Regions from separate parts of the Mus musculus genome. Here region 1 is linked to region 2. The links are chromatin loops, found by intact Hi-C in ENCODE. Cell type or tissue: left cerebral cortex. All regions are shown on one strand. Each heading gives the region's core, and the rest is flanking DNA. Links, peaks and the distances in the headings are about the cores only.

Region 1 (8,765 bases), core at 173-8,172, 64 kb after region 2:
ATGCAATCCCCATCAAAATTCCAACTCAATTCTTCACTGAGATAGAAAGGGCAATTTGCATATCCACCTGGAATAATAAAAAACCTAGGATAGCAAAAACTATTCTCAACAATAAAAGAACCTCTGGTGGAATCACCATGCCTGACATTAAGCTGAACTACAGAGCAATCGTGATAAAAACTGCATGGTTCTGGTACAGTGACAGGTAGATCAATGGAATAGAATTGAAGACCCAGAAATGAACCCACACACCTATGGTCACTTGATCTTTGACAAGGGAGCTAAAACCATCCAGTGGAAAAAACACAGCATTTTCAACAAATGGTGCTGGCAAAACTGGCGGTTATCATGTAGAAGAATGTGAATTGATCCATTCTTATCTCCTTGTACAAAGCTCAAATCTAAGTGGATCAAAGACCTCCACATAAAACAGAGACACTGAAATTAAAAGAGTAGAAAGTGGGGAAAAGCCTAGAATATATGGGCAGAGGGGGAAAAATTTCCTAAACAGAACAGCAATGGCTTGTGCTGTAAGATCAAGAATTGACAAAAGGGACCTCATAAAATTGCAAAGCTTCTGTAAGGCAAAAGACACTGTCAATAAGACAAAAAGGCCACCAACAGATTGGGAAAGAATGTTTACCAATCCTAAATCTGATAGGGGACTAATATCCAATATATACAAAGAGCTCAAGAAGCTGGACTCCAGAAATTCAAATAACCCCATTAAAATATGGGGTACAGAGCTGAACAAAAAAATTCTCAACTGAGGAATACCGAAGGGCTGAGAAGCACCTGGAAAAAATGTCAACTTCCTTAATCATCAGGAAAATGCAAATCAAAACAACCTTGAGATTCCACCTCACACCAGTCAGAATGGCTAAGATAAAAAAATTCAGGTGACAGCAGATGCTCGTGAGGATGTGGAGAAAGAGGAACACTCCTCCATTGTTGGTGGGATTGCAAGCTTGTACAACCACTCTGGAAGTCAGTCTGGAGGTTCCTCAGAAAACTGGACATACTACTACCTGAAGATCCAGCAATCCCTCTCCTGGGCATATACCCAGAAGAAGTTCCAACTGGTAATAAGAACACATGCTCCACTATGTTCATAGCAGCATTATTTATAATAGCCCCAATACCTCTCCTGTGATATACCCAGAAGTTCCAACTGGTAGTAAGGACACATGCTCCACTATATTCATAGCACCCTTATTCATAATAGCCAGAAGCTGGAAAGATCCCAGATGATCCTCAATAGAAGAATGGATACAGAAAATGTGGTACATTTACACAATGGAGTACTGCTCAGCTATTAAAAACAATGAATTTATGAAATTCTTGGACAAATGGATGTATCTGGAGGATATCATCCTTAGTGAGGTAACCCAATAACAAAAGAAGTCACTAGATATGCACTCACTGATAAGTGGATATTAGCCCAGAAACATAGAACACCCAAGATACAATTTGCAAAACACAAGAAAATCAAGAAGAGGGAAGACCAATGGGTGGATAATTTGTTCCTCCTTAGAATAGGGAACAAAATACCCATGAAAGGAGTTACAGAGACAAAGTTTGGAGCTAAAACTAAAGGAGTGACTATCCAGATGCTACCCCACTCAGGAATCCATCCCATAATCAGCCACCAAACCCAGACACTACTGCATATGCCAGCAAGATTTTGATGAAGGGACCCTGGTATAGCTGTCTCGTATGAGGCTATGTCAGTGCCTGGCAAATACAGAAGTGGATGCTCACAGTCATCTAGAAGATGGAACACAGGGCCCCCAATGGAGAAGCTAGAGAAAGCACCCAAGCAGCTGAAGGGGTCTGCAACCCTATAGGTGGAACAACAATATGAACTAACCAGTACCCCCAGAACTCGTGTGTCTAGCTGCATATGTAGCAGAAGATGGCCTAATCAGCCATCATTGGGAAGAGAGGCCCCTTGGTATTGCAAACTTTATATGCCCCAGTACAGGGGAATGCCAGGGCCAAGAAGTGGGAGTGGGTGGGTAGGGGGGCAGGGTGGGGGGAGGGTATAGGTAACTTTTGGGATAGCATTTGAAATTTGAAATGTATATAAAGAAAATATCTAATAAAAATTATTACTCCAACCAACCAAGTTAAAGACCTGGATGACAAGAACTTTGTCTCTGAAGAAACTGAGGAAGAAATCAGAAGATAGAAAGACCTTCTATGCTCTTGGATCAGTTGGATTTACATATTGAAAATGGCCATTTTGCCAAAAGGATATTCTCTAGTTCCATTTATTTGCCTGAAAAATTAGTGATGTCCTTGTTTTTAATAGCTGAATAGTATTCTGTTGTATAAATCAACCATGTTTTCAGTATCCATTCTTTGTTTGAGGGGTATCTGGGTTGTTTCCAGTTTCTGTCTATTATGAATAAAGGTGCTATGAACATAGTGGAATACTTTTTCGTGTGATATGCTGGAGCATCTTTTGAGTATATGCTCAAAAGACAGATTGCTGGGTCTTTAGGTAGAACTATTTCTAATTTTCTGAGAGGCAAGGATTGCACTAGTTGTTGAGCCCTCGGCTCCCTACATGCTGGGCAGTGATTCTGTCAACTGAGCTATGTCTAAAGCTATTATCCTCTCAGCCTATTAATTATTATCATTATTATCATCATTATTCAGCCACAATCTCACTATGTAATGCACAGAGGACTGTAATCAATCTTGCTTTGGTACTTTTGGTGCAGAGACAACAACACAACAGCCCCAAGAACGTTTTTCTTGGTGACTCCAGTATTTCAGTTTCCTCTGACAACAGTTCATCACACAGTTAACAGCATTCTGGTGCCTGCCTTGTCTGTCTGCTAAGGCATCTTGAGGCAATTTTCAAAGGCTAAGCACATGGCTTCAATGACTGAACCCACTAATCCACGTCCCACATTGAAGTCAGACCTGCAGGTTCTTCCTGGATGCGTTTTCAAGCGCCTGTACATATGAGACAGGTGATCTTTCTTTCTCCACTCATGGCGATGTGACTTCTCAGTGCTATTTAATTGTTCATATTGACGAATAGGGGTATTTTGAGGGAGGACTGAGACATTTCTAGGCAGAATTAGGAAAGTAAAAACTAAGTTCCTTGTCTTGAAAGAGCTATGCTTCCAATAAAGCCGTAATCAATCTGGCATTGGAAGGAGGAGGTGATCAATGGCTATGACAGAGGAGCATCGCTTGTAAAGGGCACCTCACTTTCTAATCAGTACAAGGAAGCATTAGCAGAGAGGCAGAGCGTGTTTCCCATGGCACCAGCAGTCTCTCCTTTGAACACTGAATTGTATCCATGAGAGCTTTTGTGATGTCACCAGTGTTGTAGCAACACCAACTGCTCTTAGTTCATTCAATCAGTACCCATAGAGTTTATCTCTAGTCCTGTTTGCAAGGCTGAGGAGTCTTGTCAGGAGAGAGAATGGGAGCATGAGAGATCAGAGAGAGGCAGACGGAAACCAGACTTTCATCTCAGTTTAAAATGGCAAAGAGGAGGGGGTCCTGGGGAAAACACAGTGAGTCCTGGGTAGGAGCAAGGTAAAGAGCTTTCTGGAGAAGGTGGACTAGAGCTGGGCTTTTCAGGAGTGGGGCACAGGAAATGGAGTCTATGGGAAGCTCATGAGCTTCCCTGCTTATCATAATTCCTTAAATTCAAGGATTGCAGAAAATTAGTCTATCTCCCAAGCCACTTGCTGACAAGGCCAACATAGTTGTACTGTGAGCTCCTAGGTTTTATTCTTGAGGACGTTTGGGATATAACATGGGGACAGAAGGAGAGCATCAGGAGTCAGAGAGGGACTAATGTTTCCCAGGTTAGGGCAAGACATCATAGTACCTTATCCCAGTAGCTTCTTTTAGGTGCAGTGGCTATCAATAGTAACAGGGAGAGAAATTTGCTTCTGGCTCTTTTACCTTATGTTCTCGGACTTTTCTGACCAGCTCCTGCTGAGAGCGAGTGACCTGTTAGCTTTCTGAGTCAGCTGTTTTGGGTGGCAGGCATTGGCCTAGTGCAGCCAAGACAAAGGCCAGAGGCAGTGGACCACCACAGAGACTGGACCCTCTTGCAAGCTCAGGGGTGTTTGGTTTTTCAATGGGGCGGTTGATCAATGGGGCAATTGATCAGCCTGTTGCCTGTGTTCTGCCCCTGTGTGACTTTTTTAAAATGGTAGCTCAAGGTGATTTCATTATGAAATTTTAAAAATGCAAATAATAATAATTGTGGGTTGATAAATACATTATGAATATGCTCATATCTCTGTTAATTTAAATAGGAAATTTAGAAGCCTTTAGTTTTGGTCCAAAACATAAGACACTTGGGAAGGAGCATGAAATCCTTATGGAAATAATTTGAAACATCTGTGTAAACAAGTAGTAAATGGTGAACACAACTGAATCAAAATTTAGACCCAGATAAAGCAAGAAAACTGAAGGTGTTACGTTTTCCTGCATTCAAATATTTGAAAATCAGCAAATCCAATTCAACAAATGTATAAACAAATATATATAATAACCAGGGAGGCTTTTTCCAGGTACATGATTCCTTTGAAATTAAGAAGAGGAGCGTGGGTGGAGGGCGTGGACAGACCGAGCGCAATGACCATGGCCTCCAAGTGTCCCAAATGTGACAAGAGCGTGTACTTCGCCGAGAAGGTGAGCTCCCTGGGCAAGGACTGTTACAAGATCTGTCTCAAGTGTGAGCGCGGTAACAAGACACTGACCCCTGGCGGCCATGCTGAGCATGTTCGGAAACCCTTCTGCCGCAAGTCCTGTTATGTCACACTGTTTGGACCTAAAGGCTTGAATAACGGGGATTAGGGGGTGGAAGAGGAGGGCGCTGGTTCCTATATCTACTAGAAGCCTCAGACGAAAGCCCCTCAGAACACTGGCCCCATCGAGGTTCCTGTGATTCGAACTGAAAAGCAGAAGAGAAGGGGGCCCCCCAGGGGGCCCAGCAAAGCCTCTAGTGTCACCACGTTCATTGGGGAGCTCACCATGTTTCCTCTATGCAACAAGAGAGTGTACTTCCTTGAGATGTTGCCCTCTATGGGCAAGGACCGGCACGGCATGCTGAGCATGATGGCCAGCCCTAATGCCACAAGCCTTGCTATGGAATACTCTTTGGACACAAAGGAGCAAACGCTGGTGCTGTGGGCAGCTATATCTACAAGGACCTGGAAGGCACGGTTCAGCCTTAGATCTACAGATGCTGTCCTCGGGTTCCCCTTTTGACCCTGAGGGAAAGTGGCCTGTTGCCTAGTCCTGCCTCAGCGTGTTTCCCCTGCAAATCCAGGATCTAAGTGGTGGAGGAGAAAGCCTGGGTAGTCCCAGAATTTCAGCCCCCTTTGTAACCTTAGCATGTCCTGTGTTGCCCACAGTTTACTGTCTGTGTGCCTCCATAGCCCCTGAGGTTCTGTGTTCCTGTGTCCAGAATTCTCTCTGGCTCTCCAAGATGGCTGTCTTATGATATCCCTTTGCCCACACCTGCCCACCAGGATTATTTATGCTCTGGTTGCTGGCGATGGCCTGTGAGCTCACACAGCATTCCCTGCAGGGTGTTCGCACCCTTGCAAGGCGTCCTCTGCTGGTTTCCACACCACTCCCTACTTAACATCACATGAGTCACAGCTATGGAGATGTTTGCTGCCAATAAATAGTTTGAAGATGGAGGGGAAAAAAAGAAGAAATTAAAAAAGAAAACAATGTAATCCATTACAACAGAAGGTTAATCAAGAAAGTTATCTAATTTTATGGGTAGATACAGGAATATTTTTACAAGCGTGACACACATTTCTGATAGACACTTTCAGTCAAGAGGGAATACAGAGAACTTAGCAATATGATAGTTCTACAGCAATCAACTAAAATCATCTTTAGAATCTGGAAGCTTCTTCATGAAGATCAGTAATGAAAAATAGTACCTCTCACTGTAACAACTCAAGACTTATTGCAATAAGTCAAAACGTAATGTAAAGTTGTACTAATTGATAAGGAAAGCTTAAAACTATCAATTTGAATAAGACCTCATTGTCTCCTTGGAATGTCCAAAAAAATTCACTTTAATAAAGTATTATACTAAGCAATTACAGCAATTTTATCAAAGACAGTTAACATTAACATGCAGAAGTTAGTTGGTTTCTTTTCTTTTTTTTATTAAGTATTTTCTTCATTTACATTTCCAGTGCTATCCCAAAAGTCCCCCATACCCCCCCCCCCGACTTCCCTACCCACCCACTCCCAAACTTTTACTGAGGCGTATAAAGTTTGCACGACCAATGGGCCTCTCTTTCCACTGATGGCCGACTAGGCCATCTTCTGATACATATGCAGCTAGAGACACGAGCTCCGGGGGATACTCGTTAGTTCATATTGTTGTTCCACCTATAGGGTTGCAATTCCCTTTAGCTTCTTGGGTACTTTCTCTAGCTCCTCCATTGGGGACCCTGTGATCCATCCAATAGCTGACTGTGAGCATCCACTTCTGTGTTTGCTAGGCCCCGGCATAGTCTCACAAGAGACAGCTATATCTGGGTCCTTTCAGCAAAATCTTGCTAGTGTATGCAATGGTGTCAGCGTTTGGAGGCTGGTTATGGGATGGATCCCCGGATATGGCAGTCTCTAGATGGTCCATCCTTTCGACTAGTGATTAACATGAAAAATTAAAATGTCATAATTAGAATGTCTAGCAAGAAAAATAATAAACTAGGGTATAAACCTCACCAAGTATACACTAAACCTATATAAAGACAACTAAAAATGTCAGATAAGAAAACAAAATGAGTAGAAAGATATTTCATAATCATGGATAAGAAGACTCAATTTGACCATTGTGATGGTTTCTATATTCTTGCACCAGGGAGTGGCACCATTTGGATGTGTGGCCTTTTTGGAATAGGTGTGACTTAGTTGGAGTAGGTGTGTCACTGTGGGTGTGGGCATAAGATCCTCACCCTAGTTGCCTGGAAGTCAGTCTTCCACTAGCAGCCTTTGGATGAAGATGTAAAACTCTCAGCTCTGCCTGCGCCATGCCTGCCTGGATACTGCCATGCTCCCACCTTGAAGATAATGGACTGAACCTCTGAACCTGTAAGCCAGCCCCAATTAAATGTTTTTTATAAGACTTGCCTTGGTCATGGTGTCTGTTCACAGCAGTAAAACCCTAACTAAGACAACCATGTTTCCAGTCTTTATTAAATTATATGGAATTCAAAGAGAACATGAAATTTTCTAATTCAATAGTTGACACAATCTGAAAAGTGATAAAAGAGTTGGAGTGGATTTATAAAATACCACAATAAAGATGTTAGGACACTAATAAAAGGTAAGGAAAACCACCATGTGTTAGAGAGGCCACCCAAGGTAGAGAAACTCCTCTTTGACAAATAAAGTAAAACAGGTACCTATAGTTTCTTCAACACTTCTTGCTTGAGCAAGAAGTTATAGGCATCAGCTTTTCGCTAGTCTTAGCAGCAGTTATTCAGGACCCACACGGAGGTCAAGCTGAACATCTCCTACTGTCAGGAGCCCTAATGGGACAAGCTAATAACTAGCAGGTGACCATCCTGAAATGGCCTGCTTCTGATTATTATAGAATTGGCAACAGGTGAGCCCTCATTAAGCAAGGCTGTGAGGGACTCATTTTAGGAAAGATTCCTGCTATTAATATGCTTTTCCTGTTATTATTAAACATATATAACAATCACTAAGTAGTAACACACCCCTTTGGAGCAGATGTCTGCAGATCCACGAAGATCTTGTAGTGATGCTATGCAGACAGATGACTTAAGTCTTAATGATGATCCTATAAGGATTCTTCAAATTATATCTGTGACTATTAAGTTCTTTTATTAATGGTACTGCTATTAGGTCCTTTTCTGATAATCAAAGCTGCAATGAGAACTCTGCCAGTCTCTCAAGTGTCAACAGTTAATTGCTCTTAGATGGTAACCAGACTTTCTCCTACTCAGAGCACATTCCAAGAGGTTGTAAAACAATTAACCAAAGATCATTAAAAGGGAACTAGCCATTTATTATAGGTGTTAGGACAGGAAATAATATATCAACTGGGTTTATCCATACAAAACTTCACTAATAACTTAGTTATGGTTTTAAACCTTCAGTGAACCTGTGGAGCTGAGACAGGTGATGGATGTTTAGCTAGATAATTACTCCTAATGGATATGCATGTAAACATTCACTGTTGTGGGCTGGAGAGATGGCTCAGCAGGTAAGAGCACTAACTGCTCTTCTGAAGGTCCTGAGTTCAAGTCCCAGCAACCACATGGTGGCTCACAAGCATCCGTAATGAGATCTGATGACCTCTTCTGGGGTGTCTGAAGACAACTACAGTGTAGTTACAGATAATAAATAAATCAAAAAAATTCGCTATTGTACTTCTATTTCAATTTATGCTGCCCCAGCCCCACCCCCGGCATCCTACATATGTGCAGGGAGGCCTACTTCCAGCTGGGGAATGTTCTTTGGTTGGTGGTTCAGTCTCTGAGAGCCCCACGGGTCCAGGTTAGTTGACTCTGTTGGTTTTCCTGTGGTGTTCCTATCCCCTTTGGGGCTTGCAGTCCTTCCTCCTATTCTTCCATAAGAGTCCCCAGGCTCCATCCACTGTTTGGCTGTGGGTGTCTGTATCTGTCTGAGTCAGCTGCTGGGAGGAGCCTCTCAGAGGACAGCAATGCTAGGCCTGTCTGCAAGCACAGCAGAGTATCATTAATAGTGTCAGGGATTGGTGC
Region 2 (8,765 bases), core at 459-8,458:
GGGTGAGGAGTCTTAGATTCAGAGTATAACCAGAGCAAATCTGTTAGATACCAGGACATGGACATCATATATCTCTGATACCATTACAGCTCTATGACATCCTGTGTCCCCCATCCCACTTGGCAATTGCTGATGTTCTAAGACCTAGAACACTCTAGCCAAACATTAGCTCTCACTGTATGTTGTGGTACAGGCCTTTAATCCAGGCACTCTGGAGGCAGAGACACTGGGAGTTTCAGGACAGCTTGGTCTACAGAATGAGTTCCAGGGAACCAGGACTATACAGACAAACTCTTTCTAAAAATAAAAACAAAACATATAAATAAATAAGCAAAATAATCAATTAAAAAATAAAGTAAAAAGAAAGATGAAGTGAAGCCAGGAGATGCATTCTGGACCTGTACCTGCTGGAAGTCAGTGGAAGCCTTCTGAGTGGTCTGAACAGGGCACTGGTACCCAAGGCCCTACACTTCCGGCTCCATTGTTATCTTCTCTTTAAAGAACTAAGCTAAGGAAGGCAGATGGCAAACTCACCTTCTCCTGAACATGTGCAGGGTTCCTGATGTCTGAGTAGCTTCTTAAATCTATCTCCTGCGTTTTGACTTCTGTTACTGAGGACTGGCAGAGTTGAATCAGACCCCTTTGACCTGCTGGGCTGATGCAGACACTGTTTTTTCAGAAACAGGGCTCCTTGTCCACCCCCTTGTACACATGGGAAGGAAAGTGATGAGCCAAGTCCAGCCATGTGAGGTTTGGTTTAGCTGGGTTTCAGATGCCAAATTTGTAATCACCAGACAGTGATGTTCCCTTCTCTACTTAAATACAGCTCTCTGTCCACAGTTCTGGTTGTTTCCAGACAAATGTATAATACATCATCATAGGAATCCCAATGAACATGAGAACTGGGCTCTTGGAGCTGTTGCACATGGCCATTAGGGGCCTGAGACCAACCAGGAAGTCTTCAGCACAGACAAATTCTACATGTCTCTTGTCACATAGGTTATGGCAAGAGGTCAGCATTCCTGACCTTGGCTCCTTGCCCTAAGTGCAGCTGAATGGAACAACTTTATGTTACTAGAACAGATGTCTGTATGACATACCATGGTCAAACATGGTCCATGGTCTCAACAGGAGCTCCTTGGATGAGGAACTGAGAGTCTGTCTGTTACCTAAACTGAGGTGTGTCAGCACTGTGGCTCAGCCTGCTCAGTGCCATTCTGCCTCACTCTGTCCCTGCCAAGAATCCCAAGTTGTGCCCACACCTACCTGCCTGTGAGCCAGGTCTAGGCCCATGTAGGCCAGGACACAGTGCTGGTTATCTACTCCTCAGTTATGCAGGATGTTTTTACTGATGTAGATATATTACTGTCATCTAATTACTGTCACTGGTCACCTCTTACTGAGAGCAGCAGTTGTGTTTCTACACTGAGTCTGATAATAAATCTGTCCATGGGGTAGTATATCAAAGTACTCATCAGGAATGGAGGTACCTGAACTCCATCCTATACTGAAGTCTGAAGGGTGGGTGTGGGGATATCATGTGTGGTTAAGTAGCCCACCAGAAAGGGTATTGGAAGTGGAGCAGGGCAGGGCAGGGCAGGGCAGGAAGATCATTTGTAGGGAGAACAGAGGAGAGTGAAGGGAGATTGGCTGGGGTGCAGGAGGCAATCTCTAGGATGTGCCAGACACCTGGGATGGGGCAAGATCATAGTCTAAGGGAGCAACTCTAGCTGAGATTCTTAGCTTAGATTCTTAGATGCTGCAGTGGCCACTTCCTGGAATCATGAAGCACTCCCAGTGGAAAGATAAGGAGAGTGTCCCACGCACCGAGCCTTCAACCCAAAATGTGTCCTGCCTACAAGATATGCACACAGAGATAGAGCAGAGACTGAGGAGTGGACAACCCATGAATGCCTCATATTGAGACCCATTCTATGGGCAAGAACCAATCCCTGACACTACTAAAGATACTCTGTTATGATTGGAGAGAGGAACCTAGCATAACTGTCCTCTGAGAGGCTCCACCCAGCAGTCAATGGAAAGAGATGCAGAGACTCACATCCGAACACTAGATGGAAGTCAACTAACCTGGACCCTTGGGAACTCCTAGAGACTGAATCAACAACCAGAGTGAGCATGGGCTGGACCCAAGTCTTCTGCACATATGGAGGAGATGAGCAGCTTGGTCTTTATGCAGATCCTCACAAAACACCGGAGCAGGGACTGTCCCTGAGCCTGTTGCCTACATGCCTGCCTATGGATCTCACATCCCTAAATGGACCGCCTTGTCTGGCCTCAGTGGGAAAGGATGTGCTTAGTGCAGCAGTAACCTGATGTGCAGGGAAGGGAGATGGAGGATGTGGGGGTAGGGTGGAGAGCATGAGCGGTTAAAATCCAGAGGAGGCTTCCCACTCTAAATGGAATGGGGGGAGGACTTGTATGAGGGGGTACAGGAAAGAAAGGAAGGGTTGGCTGACATTGGGTTTTAAAGCGAATAAATAAATAAATGTAATAAAAAATTTAGCACCCCAGATTCACAGTTGGTCATCTTGATGTAATCTCTGGCCAAGGAAGTAGCGTGTCCCTGATGACTTCTGTCTAGCCCCTTGAAGGGATCAGTGGGGTTGGCCTCAGTAGGTGACATTGGCTGCTGACACAGATTCACTTAGGGAAGGCAGAATTTGTCATAAACATATTACTATGCTAGCAGCAGTGGATATTACTCAGAAATTCAGATGATGAGCGAAACTTTCATTTGCTCTCAGTGTAAAGTTAAGGTAAGACAAGAGCAAGGTCCTTATGCTAGAAAGATCACTTCCACTTCCTCTCTCTCCATCTTTCTAGAGGGTAAGTGTGGTAGGGAGGATGGTAAGTTGCTCTCAGAAGAAAAGGATTGGTGGGTGAGGCCTTGGAGGTAGGACAGGTTTTTGTTTAGTTTTTTTGAGACACATTCTCATGTGTTCCAAGCTGTCCACAACCCGGCTTTGCAGGTTTACGTTCAGCTTAGGTGAACCTGCTTCTACTCACAAGAGCTAGGATTACAAAGAGGAGCTAACCTAGGCCTGTAACCAGTCTTGATTTGGTATCTTTGGTGCAGAGGGGGAAAGCACCACACTGGGCCCAAGGGCTTTTCTCTTGGTGGCACCACTATTTCAGTTTCCTTTGCTAACAGTTCACCACACTGATGCCAATGCCATGATGACTGAATTCTTTACTTGCTAAGGCATCTTGGAGCAATTTTTAAAAGTTAAGCATATGGTTTATCTGACAGTATCCCCTAACTCACGTTTCACATTGCAACAAGCCCTGCTGGTACTTCCTGGATGTGCTTCCAAGCAGCTGTAGATGATGGTACAGGTGACCTTCATCCTCCACACTCACCCTGGTGTGATTTCTCACTGTTTGCTTTCTCATATTGCTGAATAGGGGTTTTTGAGAACGGAATGAGATATTCCTGGGCAGGGTTTGGAAAGTAAAGACTCAATTTCCCACTTTGGAAGAGCTAAGGTGTTTCCAATCAAGCCTAGAGCAAATCTCTGGCTTTGAAAGGAGGAGTTGCTCATTGGCTAAGATCCAGGAGAGTCTTCTGGGAAGGACGCTTCAGTTTCTGGTGAGTACAGGGAGAACATTATCAGGGAGGCAAAGGCTGTTCCCCATGACACCAGCAGTCCATTCTCTGGACATTCTATTGTATCCTGGAGAGCTCCTGGCATCCCCTGTGATGTCACCAGTGTTGTGGCAACAACAACTGCTCTTAGAGCATTCCATCAGTACTTCAGAGTTCATCTCGAATCATGTTTTCAATGCTGAGGAGCAGAGTAAGGTAGAAGGAAGCTGGACCTCCATCTCAGTGCAATCCAGCAAGGAAGAAGTGGTTCTGGGAAGACCCGGTGCGTCCTGGGAAGGGAGTGCCCAACTTCCTGGAAGAAGTGGGCTCGAGCTGGGTCTTCCAGTAATGGGGCACTGGAATTGGAGCCTCCAGGAGGCAAATGGCTTTCTGTAGCTTATTGTAACTCCTGAAATCCAAGGGTTTCAAAGCATTAGTTTGTCCAGCACAAAGCTGGGATCTGGCAAGACCAAATGTGTTCTACTGTGAGCGCAGAGCAGGGATTGGTGTATAATCTGGTAACAAAAGGAGACCACCAGGGTCAGGTACTGACTGTTTCCCAGTTTGAGGCCTAACATCACTGAACTTTACTCCAATGGCTTCACTTATGTGCAGTGGCTTCCTGACCATTGCAGCAGGGAGAGGAATGTGGTTCTGGCTATGTGACCTTACGTTATCAGACGTGTCTGTCAAGCTCTCATTGAGAGTGTCTTCTTAGGTTTCCGAGTCAGCTCTTGTGGGTGGCAGGCATTTCTCTTGTATAGGCAAACAACTGTCAGAGGCAGTGGATCCAGACAGAGAGTAGATCCTAGTGCCAGCTCAGGGGTGTTTCGATCTTCCAGTGGGTGAACTGCTCAGTCTGCTGACCATGTTCTGCCCCTGCTTGACTTTGTAATCCACAGTCATGGACCTAGGGTGACATCACAGGAGAGCTGAGCATCTCCTCAGCATCTGAGTGCATGTGGAATGTACTCTTTTTCTCCTGGCTTCTGAAATCACAGACTTGAGGCCTCTGAAGCCAAACTGCCCCATGTGCTTTTGTTAATAAGCATGGAGAGGCCATCTGTGTGGTGATCATGAGCATGTGTAGGGAGGCAGAGGAAACACCTGGATGCTTTGATAATTCCCCTCTCAACTGAGTGATGGGAGAGCTGAGATCCACACAGGAGGCATCTCAAGCCTGGGTCAAAATCTTTGGGGTATCACTGGGTTGCAGGCATGCTCTCTTTCTGTTTGGGCCTCAGTGTGGTCTGTCCATCCTCTATGCTTTATCACTATGCAAATTCACGTGTAGTCTTCTACCTATAGAGGCTGGCAGACAGCCACCAGCTCCTACACCCATCCTCTCCAAGCAGGTGAAGAAGGGAACAAAGAGGCTGACCACACAGCTTCAGCTTATGATGATGAGTGAGAGAAATGAGCAGCGAGATCTCCTGATCCTCAGTACTGAAGGGTCCTTGTTTCATTCTGGTATTCATTCATTTCAAACTGCACGGTGTTAGTCTTGGGTCTTCAATGTCACCCTCATTCTCTTATAATCTTGGTTTGAAGAGACTGCCCCTCCAAGATATCCCTGTGCTCGGTGACATGACACCTCATGTCCCTAAATGCTTCCCAGAGGAGAAGCAGAACTCTTGAAGCCTTGGGTAGGAGTGAGATGGGAAATGGGCTCTTCTGCTTCCTCTAATGAAAACCAAGGCCTGTAGTCTGAGTAACAGAAATCAGAGATTGAGGCAGTGGAGAAGTGAGTTCCTAGCATGTGTTCAGAAAGGCCTTGGCATGTGGTAGGTTGTGTGAAAGTCTAGCTGTTGTGAGTTTGTGTTGAGTCTTCTAGTTGCCTGGCAGGAGATTGAGAGTTGAAAGCTCCTGGTAGCACCTGGAAGGACCTGGTTCATCTTTTTCCCTGTGCATGCCTGACTACAAGGCCTGGACTCATCACTGTTCCTACTGATCCTTGTGCCTTCTACTCTGAGATGATACTGCTCCATCATTTCTTCAGCATCCCATTTTGCTCTCTTTCTTGTCTCTGTCTCTCTAATGTCTTTGTTTCTGACTCTGTCTCCTTTTCTCTGCTGTGTGTATGTTCATGCATATGTCCCACAAGCCCATCTACATGTTTGCATGTTTGCGTGTCTCTAGACTTTGGAGTGCAGAAATCTGCCTCTTGGCCTGAGGATGTGTCTGTCTCACAGTTTCATGGCGATGACAGTGCTTAGGTCTGGGAGCTCCACTTTAAACAAAACAGCTCTTGGTCTATGTGGTCACATTTACTGCACATTTGAATACCTCCAGGAGTTTGTAAAGCTCTCCTGATGCTGGGGTCTCAACCCAGAATTATGTGCAATGTCTACCTCTTCAATAATAGTTACCCAGGAACTGAAAACTGTTTTGAAAACAGGAGAAATGAAATCACAAATTTCTGGTGGGTCAAGACCTATGTCATAGGCTCCTGAGGTTATAATGTGATACTGACACTTCAGGCCTGCTGAGTGAGTTTATGCAGCCAGAGCAGCCTCCACCTGGACACCTAGGCTCTGATGGCCAGGGGTGAGGATAACAAGGTTACAGAGCACCTAGATGTCCCACTAAATAGGCATAGAATGTGGCATCCCCTGGTTTGGGGCAGTCCTGGGCACAGCTTGAGTGATTCTACAGGTCTGAGTTCATGACATTCTATCCCCCTGGGGGCCAGCTCCTACCACAGGCCAACTACATTTTATGAGAAATTGCATTTGCAACATAAGACACCATGTCACAGCTGCAGACCTGAACAGGAAAACCACTGAGGCCTCCAAGAACTTGAAGATGCTTGAGGAGGAGATTGGCTTCTATCGGTAAGTGCCTGTCAGGCACCCCTGATGGGGTGGAATGGCCATTTCTGTCTGTCTTTGTTCATGGATTGAAGAGTTCCCAGCTCTGGTTCTATCCCCTTTGCCTCTTAGCTATCAGCATGGCTTGGGCCTTTTGTATTCGGTGTCTCTAAATGTAAAAGAGATTGTCATCCCTCCCAGCATTGTCTTGCCAGGCTCAGGAGCCTTTAGACAGAAAAGTGATTCACACTGTGAGATGGTGGCAGTAAAACCTAGTCTTCTGGGGGCTCAGGCTGGGTTTTTACAGAGCTAATTTTCATGGAACAGGAATTTCGAATACCTCTTTGGTTCTCCCTTGAGGTTAAGTGCCCACTGCATTTTGATGTTTTCATATTTCTTTGGACAGTTTACAAGTGGCTCTTTCTCTTCAAGGGACATGGTTCCCTATTGGTATTGTGGACTTCAGAATTCATTTATTCTTTTCTGAATTGGCTGTTCTCTATTTTGAATGTTCCGAGTTGTCATGGATGTACTTGGACCCTTTTGTAGTCTTCATGGGAACCTGGAATCTGGGGAGGTTGATGGGATCTGGAAGTAGCAATGGCCAGAGGAGGGTGCAGGTGCTTACTATGCAGAGTCTCTTTCCAGCAACCTGCACAGCCAGCTGAGGATGGCCCAGGCTCAGCTGAAGAACAAGGTGAATATGCTGAAGCAGGAAAATAGGAGAATTTGGGGGCGATGTGCCACACTGCAGCAGAACTTGGAGGAATTGAAAATGATCTATAAGAATCAACTGGAGGACACCAGTGACCCCCAGACCCAGCAGCAGCAGGTAGGGACAGGCAGCTGGGTCAGGCTGCTGTTGTTCACCATTTCCCATTGACTTCCTGTCTGTTCACTGACCCACCTGTTCTTCCACCCATCCCCTTTCTAATCCATACTCTCAACCAGCCACCTACCTCATGTACTCATTGCTCATTTCTCTGTCTATGTCTATTCTGGGACGTTAGTCTCTTGAGAAACTGGATTATAGGCAGCATGCTTAATTGAAACCAGTCCAGTGAGGGAGAGAGGCAAATACCATATTTCACCCACATATGTCCTCATGATAGGTGGGGTCCATAGCTTTGAGTGGGGTCTGGGTCCTGTGACTCATCTATATGGCAGGAGGTTTGGGACATCACAGGTGGGAGAAGAATATAGTGCAAGTGTCAAATGACTGCTTCTCGTTGTTATCCATTTGGGTGGCATGTGGCCGACTCCTTTTTTTCTGCATCTCAGTGATGTTTCTTCTGGTTACCCAGTTGTTTGGTTCACACCTACAGGAGTTTGAAGAGCAGTTTGTCAGCCTGCTTTCTCTGTGTGTTGCTGCAGACATCTCCCTTCCTTGGGTTTACAGTCTGGAGGTAGCTACAGGACCAGGGATGTGGAAAGTCATTTGAAGGACTGGGAGATGTGGGAGCTCAGAACAAAGTGTTCTATAATGATCTCAACATAATCTGGCAAAGCAGAGCATGCTTTCCAAAGCAGTTTGTATCCAAGAGATGCATGGCAGAGTTTCGACCCTCTCCAGAAAGAGCTGGTGTGCTTCATCCAAACTCTTAAGGTCGTTTAGCACTAAGCCAGGGGACGGTGTGTTGCAGCATGCCTGTATGCATTGGCTAGAGGAGACCATAGCTTCTTTCCTTTTAAATCCCTATCTTGAACCATGATTTCTTACATCCCCAGAAGCATATTGTAGAAGCTTCTGGCTTGTCTGGTTTACCTGCAAGCTCTTGGGATCCTGTGTAGGTGGTTGGTATTGTATGAACATCTCTGCATGCTAGTGAACTACCCTCCACTAAGAACACCATCTTCTAATGAACAGGATCCAGAAAGAACGGAGGAATTGCTGCAGGACAGTCACAAGCAGAAGAAGCTGGGCATCCAAGAGAAGAATTTAGCAGAAAAACAGCAGTATTACTTTGAGGTGCGCCGGAAGAGGTAGGAGCTCAGGCTAGGAAGATAGTGTTGATCTTCCTGGGCCCACTGTACCTTGGATCTCTGTGTTTTATGGGATCCTGCTCATCAGCAAATCTTAGAGGCACTGTCAGGAAAAAAACAGCTCAATTAATTGTGATGTCAAGATGACTTTCTGTTTAGTAAACCAACCATATGTTTGATCCTCCATATGACTGAATTGTTGTAACCGCCTTCTCTGCTCTCTGTTAGGCTGTGTTTGTACTCACAGAGATATTCTTGCTTCTGCCTCCTGTTTGATAGGATGTCAACATGGGCACCTCCATGCTTGGCTGTATTCATTTTTTTTCTTTCTCTCTCTTTTTTTTTCTTTTTCCTTTTTTTTTTTT

Evidence for each region. Hi-C counts contacts between places; a loop is a spot of excess contacts. Peaks named below come from ENCODE experiments on the same cell type or tissue, not always from the same donor. Only the 100,000 strongest peaks of a DNase experiment are listed, where the experiment ranks them.
Region 1: a loop joins it to region 2, with 2.2 times the contacts of the local background. A loop is called at or near these places in 4 of 42 quality-filtered maps.

Annotation. Positions count from the first base shown.
Region 1 is chr14:24,353,736-24,362,500 of GRCm38, forward strand. It overlaps the pseudogene Gm18276. Among named protein-coding and RNA genes, the nearest start is that of Gm41108, 32 kb to the right of the region's middle. In left cerebral cortex, for the core only: a CTCF peak has its summit at 4,757 (motif pointing left); DNase peaks (open chromatin) are centred at 4,737 and 5,524.
Region 2 is chr14:24,289,698-24,298,462 of GRCm38, forward strand. E330034G19Rik (RIKEN cDNA E330034G19 gene) reads left to right here and starts at 3,539. Exons shown (of 7, transcript NM_001379547.1): 1 at 3,539-3,610; 2 at 6,300-6,441; 3 at 7,066-7,249; 4 at 8,285-8,400. The coding sequence starts at 6,326. In left cerebral cortex, for the core only: no CTCF peak of the experiment used is centred there; no DNase peak of the experiment used is centred there.